2 separate regions of the Mus musculus genome follow, and region 2 is linked to region 1. A link is a loop called in an ENCODE intact Hi-C map of the cell type or tissue named here. Cell type or tissue: heart. All regions are shown on one strand. Links, peaks and the distances in the headings refer to the core of each region. The heading gives the core; the rest is flanking DNA.

Region 1 (2,909 bases), core at 85-2,584:
GAAAGAAAGAAAGAAAGAAAGAAAGAAAGAAAGAAAGCATCAAAATTATACCAGACCACAGCTACAAAGAAACTATCGTCAGAGTAACAACAGGCCATTTAAGATCTAAGGTGTATGCAATCCTATGCTCCTCTGCAGGGAATGACAATTTTTTCTAAAGCTAATCTCATTCCATCTGATTGCTTTGAATTACCAGACTCAGAACTAACACACCATTATATAGTGTCATCACTGTCTAAGTATTAATGGGGAGATTAACATTTACAAACTACTTAGTGTGTACTTGTTTGGTTTTCACAACCCTGTAAGATATGTTAACACGAGCCCTCATTTACACATTAAGAAAATTATTTACATAATTTTCCCAAAGCACCAGTAAAAAAGAAGCCAGCACTCTGAATCCCACTATCAGCATTACTTGAGAGTTCCTCCCCAGAAGGGAAAAATTTATCAAGTACCACTGGACAGCTGACCACTTTCACACTGATTGTTTGTTATTCTAATTAAGTAGTTCTGATAGCAGAAGAACCATCAACTCCTCATTTCACAGTAGCAACTTAGTATTCAAGGAATGCTTTAAATAGAAAAGGTAAAAGAGTCCCTAGGGGTGAATCCTGGCCTGTGCACCATTTCCTAATTCCTTTTCAAAAGACTCTAGAACTTGGGGTCTTTTACCAGGTCCTCTGTAGCATAGCTAATTATAAACTTTAGAATGTTAGTTTTCAGAAGAAGATAGAGGGCCCCTCTACTATAAACAGTATTTTTACATACCTTGCCTGATGGTATTACAAAACGATTGCACTTTACAAAACCACTGCGGTTTACAAAGTTTCTTTATAATGAATTATTAAGGAAATGCTGTTAGAACTGTTGCATTGATTGAAATAATAATTTGCCTTTAAGCAATATACTTCCTATACATTTTCTAAAATTTTCCATTACAAGCTAAGAACAAAAAACCCTGCACACTCCACATTTTAAATATTTGTAACCAAATCCAATAGGTTATTTACAATGATGTAAAGTGGCTGGCCACGAAATACTAACATTGTAAAGATAAAACACTCAGTCCCTTAAAAACTGAATTTTTTTTTAAAGAAATGGAATATTAAAAGAAATCGTTAACCTTCGGGAGTTTCACCTAACAGTTTAAGAAGAAACTAAGGAGTATCGTTCTCATTTGAAAACAGATTTGTTTTTTTAAAAAATGTCAGCAAAATGCACTAAACTTTAACAATGATGTATGTCCAAAACAATTCCCACAGTAGTAGAGGAACTATTTCTAACCCTTAAAGCAAAATAAAGATCTGCATCATTTTAGACTGAGCGAATGAGGTCAACGTTTTGCATCCTTTTTTGTAAGCTTCCAATCGGAAAATAAACAACCATCGGGCTCATCAACCTTGGTGCAGAAATTCACTAAAATCAAGGTTTTGACTGCTGAAGATGCATCTTCCTGGGTAAACTGTCCAGCGCCTCACATCACAAACCTCCCGCAACTGCCCCGGCCTTGCGGCCCCTCCCGCTCGCCCGCCCGCCCGCCCGCCCGCCGCACCTGCTGAGGCCGCACCGCCAGCGCCCCCTGCCGCCCTCCCGCACCCAGAGCCCCGGGCCCATCCCCGCGCTGGTACCGCACCCGCCCCGCGCCGAGGCCGCACAGTGTGCGGGCAGGGGCGGAGGAGCCGGGGCAGCAGCAATCGAGGCGGGGCCCGGGACTTGGGCACGTGCCCCCGAGCCCCCGCCGCTGCCAGGCCCCAGCCTCACCTACCTACGCCGTATTTCTCCTCCTCCGTGGGGGTCCACATGGCCGGGCCGGGCGCAGCCCCGCGGGCGCGGCGGCTGGGTGACAGCTCGCAGGGGACGGCCGCAGGGGCGGCCGCGGGCCCGGCTGTGGCGCACCGCGAGGCAAGGCGGGGGCGGTCAGGCGGCGCGGGGCAGTAGGCGGCGCATCCCTCACAGGCCGTCCGGGATGCCACCGCCACCGCCGGATGCCACGTCCTGACCGACCGCGAGACTCCACGGGCGGCCGAGGAGCCCCTGGCGACGCGGGCGAGGGCTCACCACCTGTCCGTCTCCACCGTCCCCGCGCCGCCGTTCGGTCCCTCACAGCTCCGTCGCTGGCTTCCCGGCGCCGCCGCGGCTCGGATCGCCTCAGCGGGCTCGCGGGACGCCCGCGCATGCGCCGCTCCCTGGCGCGCGGGGGCTCGCAATACCCGGGCTCGCGCCGCCCGCCCGAGCCCGCGCGCGAATCCACGAGACGCCGCTGCGGGCCAGCGGAGGGAAATCTGCGAGAAGGGATTGGATAGCCCGGCCCGGGAGGCCAACTCCCTCCGCCCCCCCCCCAACAGAGCCTTTGGCTGCAGCTACCGCAGAACGGGGTCGTGGTCCTGCGTGAGGAAGGCCACGGTGTCTCATGCCAGGCGTACTGAGATGGCCGCTCCACCTCTTGTCAGAGAGAGGAGAACCAGTAAAAATGGGGACATCGTTATTAAACTCATGTCGTTGTCACATTGCTATCACAGCCACATCCTCTGAAAGGTCCTCTTCTGCCATCCCGGGGCTCAGGGAGTAACGGGAGGGAGAAGCTGGCAGAATGGGATCATCGCTTCAAAGGAACTGAGTGATGTGCAGGGGGTTCTTGGGCTCCTAGGATGCCGCATATAGGCCAAGGCTTCTAACACCTCCTGAGTTCTTTTGTTGACTTGGCTGCTGTGGTGTGTGTGTGTGGCCTGAACAAGCTTAGCGGCCTTCATGTTCAAGAAGTCTTTCCTTTCCCAATTATATCTAGTTGTGTACCCCAGACCTATGCCACCGCCTCTGCGGGACATAGGTCTTCACCTCCAGCCATCCTGAGGTCTGACTCCCTCCTAGAACTTTATTCCTCCATCTCCTAAGAATTCATTCGCTCT
Region 2 (2,909 bases), core at 116-2,615, 59 kb after region 1:
AGTAGTGAGATCAACTACTCCAAGCCACTCCCCCACCCCACCCACATCACTGTGCCATACCTCTAGGGAACCTTGAATATGATGTGATAAGTGGTTCTCCATCGTCTGTCCAGGGTGGGTCAGCTTATGAGCAAAGCTTGCCCCTTTCCACAAGAGGCCACCAACTCAACTCAAGGGGCCCAGTAGTCAAAAAACACCCTAAGAGGCTCATGGTCCCACCTCAGCGGGCAGGGGCCATGAGGAGGACAACCCTGCACTGAGCCTAAGGAAAACTTAGCCGCATCCCCATAGAAGGAGCTACCTGCAGGGGATAACTAAGAATTTAAGAGCATCCTTTGGGCCTAAACACAAAGCCCAAGCCAGAACCAGAGCGCACAGCCACACCCTCCTGCCTTCCGGGTACAACAGCTCTACTCACATTGACTCCTCCCCTCGCTCTTTGGGACACACCCTCAGTTTAGGTAGGTCAGCCTGTTTCCGTGTATGTGAGGCTAAGAGGACCACGAGTCTGACGCTAGAGGAAGAGTTTGAAAATAAAACAAGATGCCATGTGTAGATGTTTAATAGAGACCCCGGACACAGATACATCCACAGGTTTCTGCTGTTGGACCCTCCATGTCACCCTAGCCCTCAGAGAGATGGGTCACTAACCTTCAGGGCACACTTCTGGCCAGAGCGCCGATGGTAGCACTCCAGTACCTTGCCGTTCACACCCAGACCCAGCACTTGCTTGGACAACTGGTAGTCATCAGTCACCGCGTACTTCTTGGGTTCCCGTCGCACACCTGGGGCCGGAGCACCACCCAAGGCGGACCCGCCGAGCGCACCTGGCGGGGGCACAAGACTCCCCTTCTCCCCTGCTGTCTCGCCATCCATGGCCCCCACGGGGCGCTCGGAGGTAGCCCCAGCCTGGCGCGTCCAGAGGCACCTGAAGGAAAGGGAAAGAGTCACTCCCCACCGGGACTTTTTGGACACACCCCAGCTTTGGTTTCTCCAGAACTAGATTGACTGGGCTCCTGGCCCAAGACAAGCTGGAAACTGCCTGAGAGTACTTACGTACAGCAGGGGGAGGTGATCCCTCAGCCCAGGCACGTGTCAAATTAGGAAGGAGTCCGGCGCTGTATAGCAACAAGGTCTTGAGAACCAGCCATACAGAGACCCAAGAAAGGCGGACCAGGCGAAGGCGCACTTGGTGGCAAAGCACTACACGAAAATCATGGTGCAGGCGAGAGTGGGCAAGAGATAGTGATCCCTGGAGTCCGCTGAGGACCGGAGCCCTGGACCCAGAGTCTCGCCGCCCGCGTCCCACGTGACCCCCCACCCCCGCTTCTCGTCGCGTCATTCAGACTTGGGGCCCCGCTAGGTCAACCTTAAAGGGCCAGGCTAGTCCGGGTTGGGCAGGCCAGGGCAGAGCCCCTGGCAGACTCCGCCTCTGAGTCGAGACAAAATGGGGCGTGGCCTCGTCAAGTTCACTGTAACTTTCGCAGCGCCCTGGGACACCGCTAGGAGCTCCTTCAACTGTTGTACCAGCCTCCTCGGATTTTATCTGTGATCTAGAAAAGTTACAGCGCAAGACATTTTGTTTCTCTTGCGGGCTCTTGAGTGAAGTGTTCTTTTTGCTAGCTGCCAGGGGGCGTTTTAGACTCCCAAAATTTCCAGGTAGCTAAGTGTTTCAGAATTCAACTTTTTGAATGTTTAGTCAGCGTGCCCTGGGAATTGGCATGTTGTTGTCTAACCCGCCACTCATTTCCTGGTTTAGGGCATCTGTCTAACAACTGGCTAGCTTTCCTTTCTATGCACTTCCTGACTAACCTTTTGACTTTGCAATTCACTTGTCATTCCAAATAAATGTATTGGGCCACATTCATACTTCCCTGGACCACTTACAGCCCGTAGCCGTAAGTTGAACACACTTGGGACGCTCTTGAATCAGAAATCTCGATTTCCCATTTGGTCAGCTGCATCAACTTTTCACCTCGTGATTTGAGCTTTAGGTTCTAAGAATCTCAACTAATAAAAGTTCAAGTTCTGGCCATGGTGATGAACACCTGTAATTGCAGCGCGAGGAAGGCTTAGGCGGGAGGATTGTGAGGCTAACCTAGGTTACATCGTGAGGCTATGTTTTTAAAAAATAAAATTAGCTGGGCATAGTGGCCTATGCCTTTAATCCCAGCGCTCTGAAAGCAGAAAAAGACGGACCTCAGTGAGTTCGAACCAGCCTGGTCTGCAAAGAGAGTTCCAGGACAGCCAGAGAAACTCTGTCTCGAAAAACCAATCAATCTTTTGTTTTGTTTTTGTTGTTTTTTGGTTTTTTGAGACAGGGTTTCTCTGTGTAGCCCTGGCTGTCCTGGAACTCACTCTGTAGGCCAGGCTGGCCTTGAATTTAGAAATCCGCCTGCCTCTGCCTCCCAAGTGCTGGGATTAAAGGCGTGCGCCACCACGCCCGGCTCAATCAATCAGCCTTAACATTAAAATCCATTTCTTCCATCCAATTCCTCTATTCGCTTTAAATTTTTCCCTTCTGCACTTAGACCTTCACCTTTTAGCCTATCATAGATATTTTGAGCCAACTTTCCCACAAGTCTACAGAGCAGGCGGCGCCACAGGCAAGCCCTCTGAGCAGGTCTCTGCTGCCATCTACAGACTATATTCAGAACTGCAGCCACCCGGACCTCTGTCCCACCCAAAGGAGGCTGTGTCCGGCCTTCCACCACAACACACACAAAGATGCCTGGGCTGCACTCTGCAACTGTCAGTGGCCAACAGAAAATTGGTGCCCTTCTATTTGTACAACTGCATCCAGGTTCCTGATAACCACTCGGGAAGAGCACTGCAATTATTCATGGGTAGCTTGTCTCCTTAGAAATTGGTAACTGTCTTCTCCAGGCAACCTTCAAGCTAGCAACAAT

Evidence for each region. Peaks named below come from ENCODE experiments on the same cell type or tissue, not always from the same donor. Only the 100,000 strongest peaks of a DNase experiment are listed, where the experiment ranks them.
Region 2: it touches region 1 in a loop (2.4-fold over the local background); 29 of 42 quality-filtered maps call a loop at or near these places.

Annotation. Positions count from the first base shown.
Region 1 is chr9:107,229,704-107,232,612 of GRCm38, forward strand. Dock3 (dedicator of cyto-kinesis 3) reads right to left here and starts at 2,206. Exons shown (of 53, transcript NM_153413.2): 1 at 1,769-2,206. The coding sequence starts at 1,805. In heart, for the core only: a CTCF peak has its summit at 1,607 (motif pointing left); DNase peaks (open chromatin) are centred at 1,708 and 2,278; H3K4me3 peaks cover 1,272 bases; H3K27ac peaks cover 667 bases; H3K27me3 peaks cover 1,678 bases.
Region 2 is chr9:107,288,469-107,291,377 of GRCm38, forward strand. It overlaps Mapkapk3 (mitogen-activated protein kinase-activated protein kinase 3), which reads right to left and starts at 1,409. Exons shown (of 11, transcript NM_178907.3): 1 at 1,057-1,409; 2 at 652-928. The coding sequence starts at 876. In heart, for the core only: a CTCF peak has its summit at 1,516; DNase peaks (open chromatin) are centred at 393 and 1,373; H3K4me3 peaks cover 1,515 bases; H3K27ac peaks cover 1,192 bases.